Regions from separate parts of the Homo sapiens genome. Here regions 1 and 2 are each linked to region 3. A link is a loop called in an ENCODE intact Hi-C map of the cell type or tissue named here. Cell type or tissue: heart right ventricle. All regions are shown on one strand.

The links. Hi-C counts contacts between places; a loop is a spot of excess contacts. Peaks named below come from ENCODE experiments on the same cell type or tissue, not always from the same donor. Only the 100,000 strongest peaks of a DNase experiment are listed, where the experiment ranks them.
Region 1: a loop joins it to region 3, with 2.1 times the contacts of the local background. A loop is called at or near these places in 12 of 110 quality-filtered maps.
Region 2: a loop joins it to region 3, with 2.2 times the contacts of the local background. A loop is called at or near these places in 14 of 110 quality-filtered maps.

The regions. Positions count from the first base shown.
Region 1 is chr5:59,261,335-59,269,334 of GRCh38, reverse strand. All of the region lies in intron 1 of PDE4D (phosphodiesterase 4D), which reads left to right. Among named protein-coding and RNA genes, the nearest start is that of PDE4D-AS1, 230 kb to the right of the region's middle. In heart right ventricle, no CTCF peak of the experiment used is centred here; no DNase peak of the experiment used is centred here; H3K27ac peaks cover 1,643 bases.
Region 2 is chr5:59,271,802-59,279,801 of GRCh38, reverse strand. The region is part of intron 1 of PDE4D (phosphodiesterase 4D); the gene reads left to right. Among named protein-coding and RNA genes, the nearest start is that of PDE4D-AS1, 240 kb to the right of the region's middle. In heart right ventricle, no CTCF peak of the experiment used is centred here; DNase peaks (open chromatin) are centred at 2,628, 3,595 and 3,854; H3K4me3 peaks cover 5,363 bases; H3K27ac peaks cover 5,305 bases.
Region 3 is chr5:59,347,255-59,355,254 of GRCh38, reverse strand. The region is part of intron 1 of PDE4D (phosphodiesterase 4D); the gene reads left to right. Among named protein-coding and RNA genes, the nearest start is that of PDE4D-AS1, 310 kb to the right of the region's middle. In heart right ventricle, a CTCF peak has its summit at 3,612 (motif pointing left); a DNase peak (open chromatin) is centred at 3,672; H3K4me3 peaks cover 2,423 bases; H3K27ac peaks cover 1,764 bases.

The DNA.
Region 1 (8,000 bases), 86 kb after region 3:
TCTGGAATGAGAAAATCATGCACTAAACACTGTATGATGCATAGCTGATAATTCAGGAAGTGAGTATGGTTGTTGGTAAAGAAATGCTGAATTGGTATGAAATTCTTCAGAAGCAAGACGCTTCTTTTGGTATTTCAAAATGGGGTTCTCCACCCTCTTTTTCTATCATGTCAACTGGCTGTGGTTATGTGTGCAATAATACTTAGTCCTGACTGCAACTCTTTTTTTTTTCTTCCCCACGGATCTGAGGCACACCATGGTTTTGGCCTTATCATTAAAACTTGCCTTTTAGGAGAGGTAAAGGAATAGCTCACTTAGTAGTTCCTCTGTCAATCATTCCAATCATGTAGTGAATTCTATTGAATCAGAAGGGATGATGACATGAAGGTAACCATGAGTATACGAATGGTTAGTCATGGATCCACCCAACCATTACTAGCAAGATTGAGAAAAGTAGATTCTAAGATGAAACTGAAGGGGAAGAATATTAATGAGGCCTTTAAGGAGTTTTTAAGCTTTTTAGGGAAAGATGCTGAGCGATATGTATAAATATTCCCAATAATACTAATACTAAACATATAGAATTGTCAAAGTTTAGATAAAGGTATAGAGAATAGGGCCTGAGGGATATTAGCTAGGTTGGTAAGGAAGATAGTCACAAAGAAAGCACAGTCTTAATAAAAAATCAATATAGATTTTCTTGGAAGCCTTTCCAGAGGTGATCCAATATCTCAAAATATAATACAGGGGTTGAAGGTATATTAGAAAATGGACAGAAGTAAGGTATACTTCAGCCACAAGCACCAAATCTCTCCAGGGATTGGTGCCTATGGGAAGGGCTGGGGTACCACATGGGGCACAATGACAGCAAGCCTGGGTGAGACACTGTTAAATATAACTGTGTACAGGTAACTAACTAATGAGAGCCCGTGCCAGTGATATGTCTCAGCTCTCAAATTGCCTAGTTCTTTGTCAAGTTTGACCTAAATTAGAAAGCATTTCAAAAGTATGGAAAGTAGGAAGAATGCCAGAACCTATGGATGCAGTTTTTTAGCATGACAGGGGCAATATTGTAAGTATTTATTATCTGTCCTAAGCCTTCTAAGGGGATTGGCTCCCTAATGAGCATCCTGGGTGATGGCTGAGGATGCGAATTAGAGAAGCTAACAGAAGGGTGAACTGCTCTTCAGAATAAGAGTTAGAAAAACACAAGGGAATATTTCAAGAGAAGAGCTGGGGAAGTGTGGCAAGAAAAAAGAGATTATACAGAGACCAATATGGAAGAATTCCAGCCCAGTTTGAACTAAGCATCCACCATCTAGCACCCTACCCTGTTTAATAACACTGGCAACCTCTGGGCAAAAGCTGCCATTAATGAAACTCAGTGTAGAGGACATTTGCCCCCCATCTCAGCCCTAAGAATTTCTGCCATAGGGTAAAGGGGGTCACCTGCAAGCCCTTCCATTTCCCTACTACACATGAGGAAGAATAAGAAATTAGAAAACTAGAAACTAGGTGTAGAATGTATGCACACCAAGGATTGCATCTTCCAAAGTACCCTTATAGGAAGCAGTCCTGTTGTTTTAAACCCACAGAGTTAGGAAGTTTTCTTTATATCTAATACAAATCTTCTTTGCTTAAATTCTAACCCATTTCCTCTTAGTTGTCAGTAGATATAATGAGAGTGAATCAATAGATAAACCAATTCTTCTTTATGGCCTTTGAAAACTGCTAGTGAGTGACTTCTTGGTCTTTTTTCATTTCATATTGCAAAATATTCATTCTAAATTGTAAAATAGATGGCACCAGTGTGACTTGTTAAAATAAATGTTTCATTAAACATAATTTCAGTATGTAATTGTTTTCAGACTTCCTAGAGAAAAGTGCTCCCGTTGTATCTAATTCTCTTTCTTGTTTAAAATACATCAAAGATGAGAAATTGAGCTCTTTTTAGTGAACTTGCTTGAGACATTCATATGGAATACAGAAAATAATAATTCCTAACATTCAGGATGTCATTCCATTGCAATGTGGCACAGAGTTTTTTCTTTGCATCAAGGAATTTATATGACTGATACTATTTTAGTCAGGATAAATTACTGTAAAATGTGTCCACTTTTAACCAATGGCATTCTAACATGGGATAGGCAACAGCGGGCTGTGATTTTTGCTCTGATACTGCAACTTTGTTATAGAATAGCAAGTAACTGATTGGCAGCTAGATCACCAGCTAGCTGGAGAAAGCAGCTTCTAGGTCTATAGTCATAGTTGGAGTCATAACCTCATTAATGATAGCTACAATGTATTGGGCATCTACTCTTTGACAGACAATGAACTTAGTACTATATACAGTTGAAGCAACTGTATGAATAAACTGTATGAATAAAACTTGAAGTCGCACAGCTTATAAAATTACAGTGCTGCAGAAAAATCTTGGTCTGTCGAAACTACATCCCATATTTGTTGTTGTTGTTCTTATTGTTTTGTTTGCTTTTCCTCACTATCTAAACTGCTTTGGCTACACATAGTTCTGTTTCATGGTATTAGAAAAGTAGTCAACAAGCTGCTACTTATACTTTTCCTTCCTGTCCTAGACTGTTCAAGTTTCTTCTTTTAATCTTATGTATATCAAGAACATGTTTGCCTATGGTATTTGTCTGCCTTTCCCCCCAAGATTTGTATACAAGCCTCCAACCGTGAGCCCTAGAGATATATTGAGAAATAGAACATGGACTTTGACACGGCTCCATTCCTTGGAGATCTAGCTAGTTCCTGACTCGTTCAGCTTATTGACTCTCTTCCTCTGGTCAGACTATAAATTGCAGTTTTCCTTCTCTCTGGCATTTGACCAGTTAGTAGCACCATAAAACCTTTGAAATAAAAGAGACCACAGAGAATAACCTATAATCTGATTTTCCCCACCCCTAACCCCAATGTGGAGCTGGAAACATTTTGCTAGTCTTTAACATTTCCAGTCAAGTAGGGTCAAGAAAAACTGTTAAAAACAATGTCAATGCTTAAGTGGTAAAAAGATTTGTTGAAGAATATATATATATATATATATTTAGAGACAGGGTCTCACTGTGTTTCCCAGGCTGAGGTACAGTGGCTATTTACAGGTGTGATCATATGCACTACAGCCTTGAACTCCTAGTCTCAATCCTCCTGCCTTAGCCTTCCCAGTAACTGGGACTACAGGCATACACCACCATGCCTGGCTGGAGAAATATTTTTTTAACTTCAAAAATGAAGTTTGAGCTGAAAAAGAGAGCTAAAAATTAGTCTGTCAGGCAAATGTGTGAAAGCAGTTCTATTATAATTTGTATTGAGCTATAATGTAATTCCTAAACTTATGTCATATAGCTAAGTAAGTAGCTGTAATTCGCATCTTGAAATTTTAAATTTACTTCTTTCCTCTCAATATAGTCTTCATCTGAATTAAAAATTGTGGCAATTTGTATTTATTGTGTACTTAACTATGTGCCAGGCACTGTGCTGTTCACTTGACCTAATTATCTCATTAGATCCTCATGATGAATCCTAGACAGTACTCATTAGTCTTATTCCTCAGACTGAGGCCTAATGAAGTAAAGTGGCTTGCCTAAATTTGAGTGGCAAATAAGATAATTTCATGATTCGCATATTTTCTTAATTATAAAATGTTACCTTTAGCAATGATGTATATGTTAATATGTTCAATGAGTTGATCTACCTGAAGTGCTTAGCACATGGCTGGCTCCTTGTGAGTGACCAGGAACTGTTAGCTTATATTATGCATTTTTGAAGTTTACACATTGGTATGACTTTCTAAATAATCAAGAACTCTAAATGTGAAAGCTGATTCATTTTGTAAGGGTTTCTTTTCCATAAGGTAGTCTTTTTTAACACAGTCAGAATTAAGCATTTATATAGAGCTAGGTATTCCAGATAAATCACGTTAATAGTGTGATTCAAAGAAGACACACTGCTATCTAGGTGGGTCAAAGAAGTAAACTACTTAGTGGAGGTGGCAAAATAAGAAGTGGTCAGTGGGAAGCTAAACCACCTCTGATTTAGTTATTTAAAACTCAATGAGAACCCTCTAAGGAAGCACAACTAGGCAGGGGTTTCATCTGAAAGGAATGGTCAGCTACCTGAGCATTATCTCTAGGTGCACCTTTGTAAAGACTTTCTCCATGTATCTTTCCTACTGGGTGCCACCCTGTGGCTTGGTCCTACGGTAATCACACTGCCAGGCATTCTCTACCTCTACAAATCCCTTACTCTTCTAGTCCTAAGGTGCATTCCTGGTTGTGTAATTCACAGATTATTATCTCCCTGGAGCTGAGCCTCATCATCTCTATCAGACCAGACTGAGAAGGACTCCTTTTTCCTTTGTCCCGCCATCCCAGCTCAGTGCAGAAGGCTTAAGATGCTTTCTCCATCATTTCTAAAGAACAACAGACAAAAATAGAGATCTGGTTAGGTCTGTTCTTGTGGCGTGAAGTGTTAGGATGAGCTGAACAGCCACAGGGGCTAGAAATGTCAAGAATGCAATACGTTAGAGCAGGCATTTAGCATTCCTGTCTCTGATATCTACTATTTTATTATGAGTAGTTACCAAAACAAAACAAAACAAACTGTAAAAGCATTATTTTGTTATAATTAACAACTGCACATTGGATTAAGTGTGATTGAGGGTGGAGTTCACCAGCTTGGGAAAAAAAATTAACCATTAAAGATTCCCTGAGTGTTTTGCTTTAAAAAGAGATAGCCCAATTACTTTTCTGTGTTTCGTTAAGAGTCTACTAGTATATGAATCAGTAAGAGCTTCTAGGGTAATATAAAACACACACAAAAAAGCAAATTTGATGTTAGCAGACAACTTTTTAAAGGTATTCGTGTAACTGAAAAAATCATTTTACGTACATAGGAATGAAATTTTATGTTTACCTAGAAATATATGTGAAATCCCTCCATTATTGCAAGATCTTTTTCATGTAAATATCAAAAGAATTAGACAGTCTGCATTGTTTAAAACCAAGATAGCTAGTCTTTTTAATCTATGGGCAACTTGTAATTACGAATAGCAGTAGCTGCCTGGAATAATGTACTGAGAGCTGCGTTGGTCTCAGAGAAAATGTGCTGTGATCCATTGGTGATCTCTGCCAGACAGAAGAGGGACATAGTGTGGCTGCTTGCCATTTAAATGGCCTTGATGATCTCATCATAACTCTATATATCTAATCTCACCATTAAATTTGCATGCAAATAAAGTCATTGTAGCAGAAACAGGTTTTATGCATACATACAAATACATGTGTATTTTTTGATATGTTTTGTCTATTTGTCACCTATGAAGAACATATAAATATTGTAAACAGAAAAACTCTTTTTGGATGTTGCAAATGCAAAGAAGAAAAATAAGTAATTCTAATTTTCAAAGGTCACCCCTGTAATCACCACCCAGATTAAAAATAGTACCAGCAGCCAAAAGTCACCTTTATGCCCCTTTAAGCCCCTGCCCCCACCTACTAAAAATAATAGTGATCCTGATTTTGAAAATCACAAACTTTTTAAATTTCCTGCTTTTGAATTTTATATAAAAGGAATAATATAGCATGTACTCTTTTGTGTTTGGCTGTTTCCCTCACCCCCTTGCAAAATTATGTTTGAAAGATGATCCCTTGTTGATGCGGATATGGTTCATTCATTCTCACTTAAGTATAGGTAATTAAGCAAACTTTTGTTTGAGATACAAATTCAGGGTAAAAATCAGATTTTCTATTTAAATAATAATTTGGTATATATGACTATTTGAGCATTTTAAACTGTTGTCATTTTACAATAATTATTTTAGTATGATTTAATATCCAAATTCTGTTGCTTAGATTCACCCTCAGTGGACATTTCTTCTGAAGGGCCTTCCTAGACTTCCCCAATTAGAATTAAAACTCTCTTCTCTGTGCTGTCATGAAACCTTGTACATTTCTCTAACTCTTGAAGGATTACAATTATTGTCTTCTGTCTCACGTACCTCTCCTGTGAGCATGTTTTGGAGTAGACTGGGTTTGCTCATCTTTGTAGAGCAATGAACCCCTGTTCCCAGCACCATGCCTGCTCCATCATGGGCATTCAACATCTGTCCTTTGCATGGAAAGTAGAACAGTGAGTTCTTCCATATTACAAAGAATATTACAGTCAATTTTTATTTTTAATTTTCTTTTAGTAGATGGCACTTTTCAGGAGATTGTACTGGGTGAGTTGTAGACACAGTAGTTACTCTTTATGGCAAGAGTTGTATAGTATCCGGGAGGATTTTTGCCTCTTCCCTGTGGCTTTCTTTCACCCTTAGTTTGCCACCACCACTGGCAATTCTAATCTAGGCACACCTTCCATTGCCTCCTGTGTTTCCCATTCTAAAATATATACTTCCAAGTTTTCCTCTATATTTTCTGACTGCTCGAATGACTCTTCTCGTGTCATAAACTAGTAAAGAGTAGTGCATATAGAAATGCTGATAAATGTGTTGCACATGGTTATCACCCGACTGACATGCTGACCTTCTGACTCTATCAATGGGTGATTTTTATATGAAGCCAAGAAATCTGTTGGTGGTAAGTACTAAGACCACCACTTCAGGCTCACTCTAACCTCATTGTGTGCATCTTGAAACCCCACACAGTTGTCACATATGAGCAGATTCCACAGGAGGGATGCTGAACCAAAGTGACAAGCTTGTCCTGGAGCCCTAACACAGGGATTGACCCCCGACCTTCAAAGTCAGGGAACAACTTAGGGTTGGCTTACCTTCTTGTATTGTGAACTTTTCCGATTGTGAAGCCAGCTTTTAGCTTTACCACACTCCCAGACTTAAATATTTGGAATGGCAAGAAATTAGGCTTAAAAAAAAAGAAGGAAATTAAGGCTTAATCCTTAATAATGAGGAAGTAATTTGTTTTAGTATTGTACAGAAACATTTTCTAGCTACCTGATCATTTAGTCTAGTTCTATAGCTTAAAATATATAGTCCTTAAAGAAAAGTTTTATTTCTGTGGGTCTATTAGTTACAAAAGTAAAGGTGCATTTTTTATTGCTTTATTTAAGTGTTTATTAAGCTTGTTCTGCCACAGGTACCCTGCTGGCTGTTAGAGAGACAATGGTGAAATATACAGCACTCGGCTTCATAAAATTTATGGTCTAGTGACTTTCTGAAGTATTTCTATAGGGCAGGAGACTTCTATTTCACCTTCTACTATATCCTTGGAATAGTTTTTACTTTCCTGGTAGGAGTGTGCATTTATATAAGTGTTTCAGTTGCTTCCAGAAATCCAGTGGTAAACAACATAATTTTAAAACCTCCCTACTTGAATTTGGGGTGGAGTAATATAAAATAAATCTGGAATATTTGATTTTTTAGACCAAAATACTTTCCCTGGGTTAGAGAGATATTTTCTTTTCTTACTGGCCTGGAAATCCATGCCATTTTAATAAGAGATATTTTTATTCTAGGTAAATTGTTTACTTAATCACCTCCTAACAAGGCTGTGTCAGCCAAGTTAAATATTTAAATTTATTTTTATTTAAATAAATTTTAAAACCAACAGATTTCTTTCTCATTTTAATGAATTTAGCCTTTGAGTTTTCAAAGATAAAATATACAGAGTAGAACATTTTAATGTATCTGTAGAGAGGGAACACAAAAAGGGCACATCAGGAAAAAATAGTTGGAAAAAAGTGAATTTTATACAAAATTAACTCATAAAATGAATATAAGGCATTATTTCACTTATTGCCAAAATCTGTCTTTACAGATAATCTTCGGGAGACCTTTATTTTTATAGGCCCTAGTTAAAATATTTTTTGAATGCTTGAGGCTCTATTTCACTAATAAGAGAAATAAACTTTTTCTTTCTATAAATAACTGCTACTAGCTTGTTTGTCAGCTCTCTAAATAAACTCATTTTACTATTACTATGCTTGAGTGCTGTTATATATTCCTTTGTTACTGTGCATAATCC
Region 2 (8,000 bases), 75 kb after region 3:
CACATACATACATGCACACATACACATCATGAAGAGCAAGCTTTGGAATGAAATATACCTGGGTCCAAAAATTTTGAACAAATTGTTGACTTTCTTTATGTATGAAATTATTATTATCACATCTACTTTGGAGGGATGTTGTGATGTATAATTAAGAAAGTATAGTCTACTTAGCATGTAGGTAATTAATAATTAGTAGTTATTATTATTATCCTAACCTGACAGTTTATGAAAGAGGTAGGAAATCTGAAGATAGGAAAGCCTTCAAAATATAATACTCCGGACTTCTCCTTTGGGAATTAAGAAATGTAGCTCCAAGCAAGGTTCATGCCAGTAGGAAAGTCCTTGAATCCAACTGTATTCCTAGTAAGTGTAATAAAATAAAAGAAACCTCTAGAAATTGCCTCAAAATTCCCCTCCAGATAAGGAAAATAACACAATATTTCTCAATAATGAGGAACTGCTACAGGAGTTCAGTGTCTTATTCTCATTAACGTTAGAGTACAATAGAGAATAGCAGGAAACTGTAAAAACTGCAGTCCCCTGGTCTTTTTTTCTAAAAAGTTAGTTTGACATATCTGGAGTACTGAATTTCAGCATATTTGAGAGGCCTGAATATTTAGTTGATATATAATATGGCTCTAAGAAATATGCTCATGATAGATTGGAAAGTATAGAATATCTATTGTAATCTGAAAATAGGAATTTAGAGAACAGAAGATTTGATAGTAGGCAGAGTATTTGAAAATAGTAATACTTGAGAAAACCTGAGTTGTATAGTAAAATTACTCCGTAACACCTCATTCAGTTGGCTTCATTTAATGTTTAATGTTTAATCCATGGATAAATGTCATAAGTCTCACAAGTCACGCTCACCATTGGATGATAAGAGAAAGGGAGATCACATTTTAGGTGCGCACAATCTACCTGTATGCAATTGACGCTTTCCATGTAAGTGTTGCCAAGTTGTATCGGGGCACCATTAGTGGTATGAGACAGACTTTAGGAGTTATTTTGGACTCCTTTTTTTCTATTAATATATCTTATATTTTGGGGGCAAATTATACCAGTATATTAAATCTATTTACAGAATAAATATAAAGTTACCTTTTATATTCAGTTTAAGTTTTTTTAAAAAGTGAGTCAATTAAGAAAAATATCAAATCATGGTATAGATGGAATGCTAATATGGAAAGAATTATGAAGGTGGTGTTATGACTGAAGTTTCAGAAACATCAAATGACATAGTCATTTGATTCAACAAAACATCTACAGATGGATGACCCAATGGATGTATACATCTATGGTACAGTCTATTGAAATGTGGTAACAACCAGAAAGTAAAAGGTCCATACATTATACAATTCAGTACAACAGGGAAATACTGAGAAATAATCGCAGCTTCTGGATCAAAAGCATGGGCCACATGGTTCCTAAATCCAGTCTCCCCATATTCAGGCCTCCTCATCAGCCTGCATGCCATCATATGCTTGCATGCTAACAGGAATTTCGAGGGAAATGCCATATCTTTTCCATTTGGGGAAGCTTTTCAGAGGGAAAACTACAGGATGCTTAGATAACAAAACATTCTTTCAGAAATGTTCATGTGAGAAATGGTCTTACAAGTGGATAAAACTCTGTAACATCAAATACATACTTTTTTTTTATTCTGTCACTACCTTAAATATTAGGAGTAGAAGCAAAACTTAAATTTAAATCTCAATGGTCTTACAACATAGCGCATCTTTCTTTCTCTGTAATGGCAACCTTGATGTACCAATCCAAAAACTTTGAGTATTCTGGTTAGTTCCATACATTGTCAGATTCCCCACTTAAGTTTGTTTTTGCCAGGGGAGAGGGACGATTTCTTAGTCATTATGGTACTATTATACAGTCTTTAGTAGATGCCCAATAAGTGTGTTAGGTTTTCAGAGAAAGATTCTTGGAAGATGTAGAATGTTGGGCAAGTAAGCAAGGAACAGCACATGGGGCTGCACTAAACTTGTGTGTGTGTGACAGAGAAGGGAGTAGCATCAGGCTAAATAAGCTCATTGTAACATGGATCTGGGGGACGGTAGAACACAGGCTAATTATTTCTGGAGAGTTGAAAACTCAACAGTCAGACATTACATTCTCTGATCATTGTCATTTGCTTTCTGAAATGGCAACTGGAAGCTATTTGGTAGACCTTACATGGAGGGAACAGTGTTTCAAATAAATAGTAGTTGCCTAATTTTACTTGGTTTGCTTTTGTTCTTTCTTTTCCCACATTTAAATTCCAATAAGAAAAAAATTAAACCTCTTCCTCTAAATCCCCTCTCCCCTAAAAATAATTAGTCTCACAAAACTTTTAAGTTTCCAAAAAAATACATGATTAATTAACCTGCTTTAAAATGCCAGCAATATACTAGACATGGGACAGTGCTAAGAAAGTGTGAATGTCCCCTGGCAGTCATAAGGAAACTGAAAAGCTTAAGGGGATAACTATGTGGAAAGCAATTTATTGGCATTTACCGTAAGAGGCCTGAGAGTCATTGAAAGAAGACTAAGTCACAAATGCACCTTGAAGTGTGACCAGGGGAGCAGATGAAGGGTTTGTTGTAAGAAGCAGCCAGAGCCTCTGGCGGATGCCGTACTACATTTTCCAAGTTGTTTGGGTGGGTCACAACTGCACTCCAACATCCTGTCTGCAAATGCTAAATAAACACCAAGTTCACGTCAGACTAGAGAACCAACGTACTAGCTAATGCCATTTAAGCAATCAGAATGCTTACATTATTTTCACTTGGTAATTCACATCCAAAATAATTGAAGTTGGCACACCCAGAGGAGTATATATCCTCTGTGTAGATGTTCAGAGAGATAGGCAGGCTGGTCAACTGTTCCTTCTGTTGGGAGCAATTGGAATCAGCTTAGATTATATCTACTGTAATAGAAAATATTTTATATTTAGGAGGTGGGAAAGGTTTTGGCCTTCGAAATAATAAGAGATATTGACAAGATATAAAGCTTCATTCCTTACTGAAGAGCTGTTAAGGATTAGCAAACCCAAGTCTTTGTGTGTAGAGATGAATGAAATTTGCATTTTTTTTAAAAAAAAATAAGGTTTAGAAAACATTGTGCAAGGGAACAGCCTTAATACGTGCAGCCACTTGTCCAGGAATAATACATTCAATTTTTCAGTTTAAAATTCCAGTATGTTCTGATCCAAGGGTGCCTGTTACACTCTGCTGAATTTTTAAGAGGTAATTTACATCTCTACAACCAACTCCAAAGCATGACATTTCATTACATCCGCTCAAAATGAACAGCTGCTAAGTCATCAAGTTCTCTCAACTTTGCTTCTAAAGAGAAAAGTTTAGTTTTAGTGCTTCAGTGAAATACTTTTTTGAAAGAATGACTTTTATAAAATTCATTTGTTTATTATGGTAAATAAACAACTTAATGGCAAGGGGTGTGTTCCTTGTAAAGGTGATCACGGAATGTTACCCAGAATAACACAGACATCTCATTTCCCAGAGAAGGAAATGGTTTTATAAGTTTTGTGAGGTCTCTTGTCTGCTTGGCCGGTTTACAGTGCTGGTCTCTGGAGCTGATCCGCCCCTTTGCTTTGTAAGTCTCAGCAATTGACGAGGCTAGGCTGGGCGCTGGGCTTTTCTTTTTTTTTTTTTTTTTTTTTCCTTTCTCACTGCCCTGCGGTGTTTTGAACTGCCTTCTTACAGACGTCATACAGCCCTTGAGGAATAGTTTCTGCCTGGTGAGATTGAATGATAGTTCTCATTCACAAAACCCTGGATTCTAAGCAGGGACACACAGAAATTACTTTCGCAGGTAAATCAGCCCACCCAGCCAAAGTGTGGAGAGATTTGTTCCTTGGCTGACTTCTTTGCTCCACGGAGAGGAGTGTTTTCCTGTGCTTGCCCTGAAATGGAACTTCCTTGACAGCTCTCCCGTGTTACAGTACCTCCCGGTCATTTTCTTTTTCTCTCTCTCTACCTGCGCTCTTCGAGTGTCAGAAACCTTTAAAGCTGTTACTATGGAATTGCAAAAAAGAGATCAAGTGACTCTTTCACTATGCTGGTTTCCCTTGTGACCCAGATGAAGAATCAATTCAGAATTCAGTTCCTCCCTTGGCATTGCAAGACACAGAAGAAACTGTCACTTCCTAACAGCCTAGTACTGGAGTAAATTCAGTATGAAGGAAGAAAGCGCTCCTGCGTGTTAGAACCTTGCCCATGAGCTGGACCGAGGACAGGAGATGGACTCCAGGAAAATTGGATTTCTTCAAGCAGCCTCCCTTGGAAATGGAATATCTTTAAAATCTTCTTTGCAGAAAGACAGTTAGAATGTATTAATCAGAATAGTTGAAGACTTATTTTCCTTTTTATTTTTTTTCAAAATGAGCATTATTATGAAGCCAAGATCCCGATCTACAAGTTCCCTAAGGACTGCAGAGGCAGTTTGGTAACGTTCTTTTCTCTCATGCTTTTCCCCTTTTCTCTTTTAAGATTGACGTACTCCTTGAGTATTTAGTAAGTTGTGTGATGTCGAGGCTTTGTGAAAGAAGGCAGTATTGGCGGCTCTTTTATTCTTTATTTTGTTCCCAAACTCATGTGCTTTAACCAAATGGGTGCTGATTTTTTTTTTAATTCCTCTTGGACTGTAACAATTTATCTGATGATAATTTTTAAAGGAGGAAAGAAACTTGCAGATATGTTGGGAGTTTTGAAAATGAAAACTTGTCATTTTTCAGTGTTTGATTCAGTTGCTTGTTTTCTTATCTTCTTTGCTTGCTGCAAGCAGGCTGGTGGTTGACAGGCTTTGCCCTTGTCTTTAAAAGCAATACCCTCACTTTTAGCACAGATGTGTTAGAAATTAATAATGTTATTTATATTTAATCATACACATGAAACAAACTTGAATTTAACTATGTGGCTAAATGTATATCAAGTTGCTTATCATTCATTCATCTCTTATGTTTTATTTTATTAGAAATGATTCCTAGTAATTATATTTTTGGTTATTTTAATGCTTTTACTCTGATGAAAAAATATGTCAGTTTCAATGTATTCTAATGTTCTATTATTTCCCCAATGGTGATTTGATATGCTAATCAGCATATGGCATGGCCCTTAAGGAGTATTTTCCAACAAAGTAACTTTTTTTTCTACAATAGGTATTTACAAAATACTTTTATGGCTATTTTAGGGGTTAGTCTTATTTTGTTTTTCTTAGTGATTGATTATAAATAACTAAGCTCACCTCTTTGAAATGGAAATAATCATACCTCACACTGGGGAAATAAAAGCAATGATTGAAGTGAGGTGGTTGAGAATGGGAGGAAAACAGGCCAGCAAAATATGCATTATCATGTGAGCAGGCAAACACACATGTAAATACTCAAATTATTTGCGTCAGGAATTTAGCTTGTGTTTTTGTGGATAGGTTAGCCTTTGCTGTTATTGTAGTGTTTTACAGTCAACCAGAAACAAGAATTGCCCCATCCGCAGTATTTCTGTGAGTTTTAATAAATTATAGATGAAGATTTTGTCTCTTAACGTTACTTGCCATTTCTTACAAAATAACACGTGCAATAAATTATTCCTTGAGTTTATTTAAAGAAAAGATTGCATCTGCAAACAAATTTGGAGAGTCCTGTCCTTTTTTTCCTCAAACAATAAATACTGGAAAATCCTTAAAATCCTTGTATGAATTACCATAGCTAATATAAATCACCAACATGAGTAAACAGAATTTATAATATACATGAATTTAACTCATTTATAATTTATACCATTCCTATGTGAAAAGATGTTACTACTTTAAAAATAGTGTTTAACCAAACTATTTCTCTTTTTGTCTAAACTGCCAGGAGATGTATTTTCAAATTCAGGTTTCAATTGGAAATAATTTGTTCATTTCAGGAGATGAGTAACATTGACACCCTTTACCTCTCTGAGATTATCATAGTCTATTTTTATCCACAATTATTATATTTTTTGTTTTAAATTGTATGGGATATTTTCATAAGTCAAGCCACAATTTAAAATGCATTTTTAAATATTTTGATTTGTTAATGTGTGTATTTTTCCATTTAACTAAAAATATTCTCCATAGACTTGGGGATAGAATGATTTCTGTGTAAGAAATAAATCTCTCTCTATATATGCATGATTCTTAGATTTAACTACACACTATAGAAACCTCTCCAGTTATTAATCTTACATCTGACTTAATAATATAACCGCTTGGGTATATCACTGCAGCTGCCAAAAAATTTGGCCTGAGGGTATAATCAGCTGTAGTAACAGTTTTGCCATTTTATTATCCGTCTATCAGTCAAATATTAGACACATCTATTATATTTATTTATTTAATTACATGTATAAAATCAATATAGATTATAGATTTGGTATATAGAGAAAATATATGTTTGTGTGTATATATATGTATACACATACATACACACACACATGTTTACTTGAGCATTAAAAAAACCCAAACGGCCTCTCTTCTTGTGCCTCTGCACATAAAGGCCACAGGCCTCAAATTGCTCAGAGGGACAATGTTTTCTCACCAGTGTTGCTGTCTGCATTTCTCCACCACCACCCTACCCTCATTCCTTTTCAGTTGACTTCCCATGAGAGAGACCTAAAACTTTGCCATTTATCTCTTTTTCAGATGTTTATTTGTTTCCAGGTTGATCTCCAAAATACTTTGTTCTTGGGACACATCTTTCTGGCTTTACCATCTTCACTCTGATTACATAAATCTATTTTGTGTTCCATTGGTCTACTTTCTCCAAATCTGTCTACTGTCCTCCGGGATTCCCTAAAGCCAAACATTACGTTTGGAAGTTTGTTGTATTGTGCAAGAATCCAATGTTTTGGATTACTTCTTTACCTTTTTCTATTTGTTTCTCTCCAAGTATCATAAAAAGCAGTCCACACTAACTTGTCCTTACAGCCTTAATTAAATTGCTATGAGATATTCACATTTTAAATGGGATTTCATGGCAAACTTGTATTTTATACCCTTCCTCTTATTAAAGGTCAGCCTGTTATAATTAAAATTTTATTAATTTCAAGACAAAATACAAATAACCTTAAAATTAATCTATTTGTCTCTTTGTAACATAGGTGTCCAAATTTAGGGTTTATTTAATAAAGGTGTATACTAGGTTGCTTTTATTTAAGGAACAGTTATTTATATGCCACGTTCTAGCAGAAAGTGATTATAGTATTTATTCTTAAGCATTATTTTAAAAAAATGTGCCTGCATGAAATTGAGAAAAACTTTATATATTTTCTTATGCTCATAAAGCTAATAAAATTAGCAGATTCATTGATTGCAGAATTGTTTGCCTTTCTTGCATATCTTAAATTCAGATTTAGTCAGTTGTTATATACTATGAAAATATTACCTTACATATTCCTTGATATCTCTTTAACACTTTTATAAACATTTATAAACATTTCCCAGGGATACTTCTCATTAATGTAATTAAGACTTGTGATTTAGTTTAAGTAAGTAAAACATTATTAGTCTTACAAATATAAATATAAAGAGAAGTTTAGTCAATGGAAGTGGACTTTTTTCTTTCCTGCTGACAGAACAGTGTTTAGGATTTATGTGTTACATGTAAGATCATTCATTATGTAATCTGAAAATAAAAGAGATGCTACTGTTCAAAATATGACTGTGGTTGTTTTTAAAGCAAATTTTAAAATTGGTTATTGTATATGTAATAGTACTTATACTTTTCATTATAAGTATTATTATGTAATAAGTATACATGTAATACTTAGGTTTGTAGATGCAGAAAAAATTCTGGAAGACTCTGTCCAAGCTTTTGGTAGTGGTTATTTTTTAGGAGTAAAAAAAAAAATGGTAGGAGTGAAGGTAAGGGGGACTGCCTCTCTTTTCTTCACTGTATTTGCATATTGTATGTAGTTTTTATCAATAAAGTATTATATATGAAAGTTTAAAATATTAAAAAT
Region 3 (8,000 bases):
TGGCAAAGATATTTTTATTTTGAGGTGTTATGGTATTGTAACAATTTAAAGCTATATGATAAATATATTTTTTCAAGGTTCCTTTGGTCAAGTTCTGACCCTTTCCAAAATATAAGCATTAGCAGCTAAGAATGACTTTTTCATGTATTTGAATACCTCACATCTGTAATTTTAACAAGTTTCATTTGTAACAAGTTTAAGAGGTGAGAATGACATCTCAAATATCCATCATGAGTCAGTTTCCTTCGGAAGCTTGAGAGGCTCAGTCCTTCCTTTACTTCCTCTTAATTTGAATATACAATTTCCCACAGAATAATTAATTTTTTTATATGTGCTGCTTTCACTGTTTGGAGGTTCTAGTTTATCTTTCCAGTTGCACTGCAAACTCTTTGAGGTTAGAAGTTTCCTTACATACAGCAAAAATGCCAGTAATGCCTATTTGATAAAGTATTCTGTTACCCTTTCTTATTTGGCATCACCCGATAATGTTTTATTGGCATAGCCAACTTGATATGATCATATCTATCATAAGTTGAATTGAGTGGAAGGGTTAGGGAGGTAGGAAGGCAGTTGGCCACTGGCTCTTGCATTTCTGCAGGTCCCTCATGTATCCAAAGGAGATTACGCATTCAGCCACGACAATGTACTGACAATAATGAAAAAAGGTACATATCATATAACTTAAAATTTTTATCATACCATAATACCTCAAATGCACCATGAGTCACTCTATATATATACAGACACATATACACACCACACACAGGCACATGCACGCACAGTTAAATGCTATAATTATCTTCTGAAGAGCATAGTTTTATTGCATAGCATTCTTGGAATTAAAGGTGTTAAACTATTTGATGTAAACATGTAAAATATCTCATAATGTCACAGCCTTGTTTTTGCATTTCTTATTTTTTAAAAAATATACAAAATCCTTACGCGGTGAAAGTAACTTAAGCTTATCTTGACCTTTAAGAGGCTTTGGATCTGATTCCATTATTGAAGCAACTGAAAGAACTGGACATTGGACAACATTTCTTCATTGAATTTCTCCCTTATAATTTTTTTTATGAGCAATATTTTTTATCTTGTAAAATCTTCAAATGTGCCTATTGTAGTGTCATTTTTCTTTGGCTATTGAATGGATAATAATGCATGCTACTGGGGGTACACTTAGCTTTAACTGGAATATTTTTCCTTGGCATGGCTTTTGCTGCCTGGTAATATTCAGGCTAAAGGAAAGCCAGGTGTACAAGATATGAAATTCAATTAGTGTCTGATTTGTTAAAGTAATAGCAAATCATATACATTTAATGAGTGTTGACTCTTGAGAAATACAATCTGAAACAGTTTTACAATGCTCAAAATAGATGTGAAAGTTTTTCAGCTGTGACAATTTTTTATCTTATGTGGGTAAAATACATTTTTATAAGAAAAGATTAATATATAGCTTATTAAGTTTGATTGAGGCAGAAAGAAGGATTGAAAGAGAAAAGAAGAGGGAGAGGGAAGGAAAGGCAGGGGAGAGGAGGGGAGCAGGGCCGTGGAAGGAGGAGTGAGGAAGAGAAAAAGAGAGAAAGCAGAGGGTTACATAATAAGGAAGGTACTTTTTCTCTGTGAGCCCAGAAGAGATTGCCAACCATGTTTTCAGTAATGGGATCAGTGTTAGCATTAGGGCACCACTTACAAAGATGAGTACTAATTTTGAGGGCAAGGTGCTGATTTATCTGCCTAGGTTCTGGCACACATGTTTAAAGATTCACCTAATTACTTTAGAGCAACGCCCCTCCCAAGTATTATAGAGAAGAAAGAGGAGAATGATGTGCTCAAGAAAACAATGTGGAGAAGTTTATATTGGTTGTTTAAACATAGTACCTAAAAAAAAAAAAATGGGGAAAAACGATCTGGGAAGTAAAGAAAGAATCAAGGAGCAAAGATTTAGCAAGCCTGTGGACCCTGACAACTCCAATAAGAGAACACTAGGGAATTTTGTGATTTAAAATATATTATTGCTTAAAACTACAGTAGTGTTCAAGGAAACTTTAAATAGAAAATTACTCTTCTTGAGATGATTCTGTCTTCCAAAGAGAACAAATCACAAGGATGTTAAAAGGAACATTTTATGTGACAAGTTTGGGGTAGGTACTATGTAAATAGAAGAGAAAGTCACTCAAGGTACATTTGAATGTAGGGCAGAGATTATTCCATAGCATTCCACAGGCCAGAAACAGAAAGTGTCTTCTAGTTTTCTTGCCCTTTATAGTAATAGGGGTCATGGGATAGAAATTCTCAGAAAATCTCCAAATCTCATTTTTGCCAATTGTTTCAACATCTTTTCCTTCCCAGCATTTTAGCAGAGCTGCCAAACAGGTGATTAATTAAATACATATGTGCATGCTTGTACCTCGTGTAGAAGGTCTAATGAGTAAATTTATTTGATATGACATAGACTGAACAGTAGAAGGAAGGATTAATGACAGTCAGATCAACAAACAAAAGTACAAATGGTATCTGGGCTATGAAAAGATAAAGCAATATTTGCCCAAACAAGAAGATCTAGATATCCCTAAATTACCTCCTATATTATTAGGAAGTAAAGACCAAATCTACAACTTTGATCTGGAAATTGTATAGTAGCTGATATGAACAGGGATCATAGGAGAGTGTGGTCTCATAGCTACTCTTTGCTACTACCAAAACCTGAGTGGTAGCACATCAGTGATTGCCCAACCAAACTGCACAATTCCCATTAGAAAAAGCTGTCTCAAACCCACATCTTAGAAAGGAAGTGAATGCCACCAGTGAATCAATACACTGGGATGTAACTTTCTGCATACCCCAAGAATACCTCCTGTTGCATAGCACTTTTTAGTTTTCAAAGCTTTTCAGATGTAACAGATGTGACAGCTGTTGTTTTTAGTGTGCCACAGCTCATCTCACTTAATTCTTTAGGGTAAGTGAAAAAGATGAGTGTAATTAGTATCAAATAAGAGAAGAAGAATTGAAGGTTCAGGGACTAGAGACCACACATATATGTGGTTAGAAAGTCCAAAGTAAGAACAGTAGAGCTAGTTTGTATTGGACACTTACTATGCACCAGGAACCATTCCCAATCCCATACATGCATTAGCTCATGCATGTCATCCTCCAAAACAGCCTCGGGAGGTGGATCTAGCATTACCTTTATCTTACAAATGAGGAAACCAGGCAGAGCAAGTTTAAGAAACCTGCACAGGTGTGAATTCTGGAAGTCTGTGTTAGAACCAGGACTCCTGGTCCCTCTCCCACCTCCAGCTTCCTCACCAGATCCTATTATCAGCACACAAGGAAAAAAATTCCATAATGAGAGGTATTGTTCTAACAGATGTACTATCTTCCTCTACTTAACTCTGAATTTTTCTCTGAAGACAGAACACCACGTAATTTGTTATAGAATAGGGCTTAGTAATCAGTTAAAATATAAACTTGTTAAATAATATCTAAACTGTCCTCTAACCTAATTGATGTTGGTTTAAAGAAATGCTAAGCAAAAGCATCAAAATAGAGGTATTTTTATATTAAAAAGAAGAAAAAGGAAAATGAATCCGTTATTTTATATTGTCTGCTTCTGCCCCCTCCTGGCTTTTGCTTCATGGGCTTCCATCTGGCTCATTTCATCTGGCCAAAAACATTGGTCATGTGGTTGTATTTTACTGCCAAATATTACTCCTTGGCCAGCTGTTCAGAGGAGCCAGAAGATTCTCTGAGCTCGAGAGGTCAACTCCATCCTGTGTCATGTCTATTTATTCTACTGGCATAGTCTTGACTATTAAACTAGGTTTCTTAATGATATTTCAAATTGTGAGTAATGTTGGCTAAATTGACAAAAAGAAATTATAGACAACATTTATATCTAAGAATAACAATACTACTAACAACCATTGCACATTGTAGGAAGAGGTAGCATGGTATAGGAGGAGAACTTTGGCTCTAGAGCCAAACAGACCCAGCTTCAGTGCCAACTCTGCTGCTTTCTTGATTGGGCAGGTTTCCTAACCTCTCTGAGCCATTTCCATGTACATAAATAGAAAATTAAAATATCTACTTCATAAGGTCGTTGTGCAGATTAGATGAAAGCATGTACGTGAATGCAGGACTACCTGCCAACTCTTTCATAGCATTTTCCAAGTCTTCACTAACATTTCACAAATTTTGTGAAGCTTCTTTTGTGAAATACATTTTCAGATAAACTATCATCATTGGTACCACTCTTGGTCACAGAATAGTACAATAGAGCTGGCTTATAAATGGTTACCTTATAAGCAACTTGCACATACAACCCAGGCTCACCTTGGAAATGTAGTGTGCAGGAATGATTGACAGCTGGCTAGCTCTACAGCCACACTGCTGCTGAGGTTCACATTTTCACATTATCACTTATAGCTATGAGACTTTGGGCAAGTTACTTCATGTGCCTCAGTTTCCTCATTTGTAAAATGGAGTATTATGAGGATTAAGTGTGTTAGCCATGTAAAGTGCCTGGCACATAGACAACACTAAAATAAATGTCAGCTATTATTAATAATAGAATGTAAGCTCCACATGGCAGCAATTTTTGTCCTTTTTTCCACCTTTGTATGGCCAGTGCCTGGAAGAGTGTGTGGTACATATTAGGTGCTTGGCGTTTGTGTATTGAATGAATGAACCTATTAGCAAATGTGTTCCGATTCATGGCAAGTGTGAGGATACTCTGCTTCCTTTTGCCACATTCATGGGAAGAGGGGGTTAGAGCTGAAGGAACCTGATGGTTCATTTGTTCAAACTCATTTGTCTTACATTGAAGAGCTTGAAGACCTTGAAAGGCCCCAGGGTCATGCAACTTGATAGCGGCCTGGTCAGAGCTAGAACCCTGGCTCTGTGTGCTTCTGTGAAAATCTTTGTTCCAATGTCCCACCCCTCACTTCAATACATATGCCATCTAATTCAGTGCTTTCAGTAAGGCAGCAAAATGAATGAATGATTCAGAGCACACTTCTTGCAGACAGGAGAGTGTATAAGAGCCATAATTGGGCAATGACCATGGAAGGACAGGTTTCTGAATAAGAGAAAGACTTATCCAAGTAAAATTATGTTCAGACATTTTACTTACAAGTCTAAAAATCACTTGCTACAACAGCTACAATAGGGTTTTTGTAAGGAAGTACCACTTTGTAAACAACATTTTTGTAGAATGCATTATATGCATTTTTTTCAAAATTGAAGGAAAGCCCCATCTCAAACATTCAAAAGAATCTGCTCAATTATCAATGTAGACTAGAAACAGAGATAGAGAGGGGAGATACAGTTTGAGTGTTTTCTGTATTATCATGACAGCACATGGAACAACCACAGGCAGAAAGATTACAAACTCTGCAATAAATATAAAGGTATTGGTTTTATAAGGTGGCCTGCAGGCTACGGACCAGCACAGAGCTCTGGCAAATGTGGAATGCCAGGAGATGTACAAAAAAATCAAGGTGACAAAAGAAGAAAAGACACTCCAAACTGCCAAGGGTTTATAATCATGCTGTGGATATTTCTGATCATCAGTGTGTTAATGGTTTTCACTATAGTTAAAACTATACCATTTTTGAATGGGTAATAGGTATGAATATTTATGCTTAATTAGTAGTTTATAAAATTTATACTATTTATTTTCATAATGTTGATTTTATGATTTTCAACGAGTGCCATTTGTCCTTAAGTCATGAAGTGGATGAGCCCCCATCAAGTGATTTTAAGAGACAGTACCTTGACTGAGCAGCTGGATCAAAGCCTGTCTGATCTGGGCAGAGCAAATAAGGAATACTTCTTACAAAAGAGGAAGCATTCAATTCTATACACTTTACCTTGGTACTCCTTGTTCTGGAGGCCTCAGCTTCTATCATGTTCTTTGCCACAGTCATATACCCACCTTCTACCTTGGCTCTCCCTCCTCCTAACTTCCATTATTTTTTCTACTTTCAAACTATAATTGACAAGCCTTTTTAATTTCAACAAGGGTCTGAAGAGAGGTGTCTGATTTTCCGTAAGGCTGGGTTATATAAGCACACAGAGTTGAATCAGAGCAAAGGAAAAATCCATTGGCAAAGGAAGAATACTATATGCTACTTTAAAACTTGTCTGAATGTATTATTTTATTTACTTATTTTAGAGGCAGGGTCTCACTCTGTCATCTAGGCTGGAGTACAGTGGCATGATCATCACTCATTGCAGCCTCAAACTCCTAGGCTCAAGGGATCCTCCAGCCACAGCCTCCTGGGTAGCTAGGACTACAGGTGCACCCTACCATTCCTGGCTTAAAAAATATATATTTTAGAGTCTGTTTTGCCCGGGTTTGTCTCAAATACTTGGCCTCAAGTTATCCTCCCACCTCAGCCTCCTAAAGTGCTGGGATTACAGGCATGAGCCATGGCACATGGCTCAAATTATATAATTCATTAGCTGGTAATAGTGTAAATTTGGAAGAGAAAAACTAAAATGATAAAGAGGAAAGATGGATTGTGAATAGAGTAAATATATATTACTGTAATTATGTTAAGCCAATCAAATGCAAAGGACAGTTCAAAGGGGACAAGTATGTAAGCCACATTCCAAAAAAAAAAAAAAAGCTTTGAAGTGAAGCTTTAAAAAGATAAGCTTTGTGTTGAGCTAAAGAAATAAACTCTATAAAAACAAAACCCTAAAATTGTTATGACAATGAATTAAACATTCAAAAATGAACAGAACAGAATGTAAAAGATTATTCCTTCAGGTGGTAAATGTTCACAACCAGCTCTCTATGGGGGAGGGGAAGGGCACTATTTGTAGTATTTGCTGATTTCTGTGCCAAAAAATTCTCTCACCTGCCCATTTCAAACAGCAGAGGTCACTAAATGTGGAGTTGGCAAGAGATACATAGACATAGTACTCTATACAGTGTTTCTATCATATAGATACAGTAGATATAAGTTGCCCCAAAAACATAATAATACAAAATGTAGCCAAATCATTCAGAAGTTATGAGTTTTGAATACTTATTTCCATTGTTTTTAATATAATTTGTTTAATTATAGTTAAAAATTTTTATGTAATTTAATTTTTAATAACTGTTGGGTATTAACAACTGACTTATAAATACTCCTAAAAATGTAACAGAATGTAGTGAGGGACAAAATGGATGCGGTCTCTGCTTTCATCAAGTTTACATTCTGGTAGAGAAAGACAGAAAATAAACAAGTTAACAATAAATAAAATAAATAGAGACTGAGATGAGAGGTTCTGCTTGGGGAAGCCAGGGAAACCTTTACAAAGAAATTGATAATTTATTTGCATATAAGTTCAAGCATATCCATTCCATACATCTGTGAGTACATTTGTAGTTCTAGGCCTGAAACTCAGAACTGCACAAGGTCAATGGAACCATATAAATATTGACCTCATTACTGACTTGTTTTCAGTCTCCAGTCTCTTGAGTGAATTTACCTTTGCTTCTTTGTTATTATAAAAATACAGTGAGGGAAAGTAAAACAAGGAGGAAGATGAAAAGAAGATGTAGGGGGAAGAGGAGCAGTTTACAATATACTTTCTATTACATTGTTTCACACTATCTCAAAACTTTTTATACGTAGAAAATACTAAAGCAAAGAAAAATGGAAGTTAAAAATCGGTAGCAGTAGTAATAGTCCTATAGTAGGAACCTTGTTTTGTTTGAAATATGTGTCTGTGTCTGCCTACAAAACATAAACACCTTAAGCTAAGAATAACTGTGAGATTAATTTTTTATTTTCAAAGAAATAATACAAATTTTAAATCTTGCATTAAAAGGAAAGCTAGCTGGACGAAACTTTTCTGACACACAGATTTTGAGAATAGCACCCATAAATATGCTTCCAATGCTTGTCACTTGATCCCTTTTTGGCAATTAACTTGCCTTTAATTGATTTGTGGATTACCCACTGGAAGTTGCTATGGATAAAGGAATGTAATGGCAGAGTTTG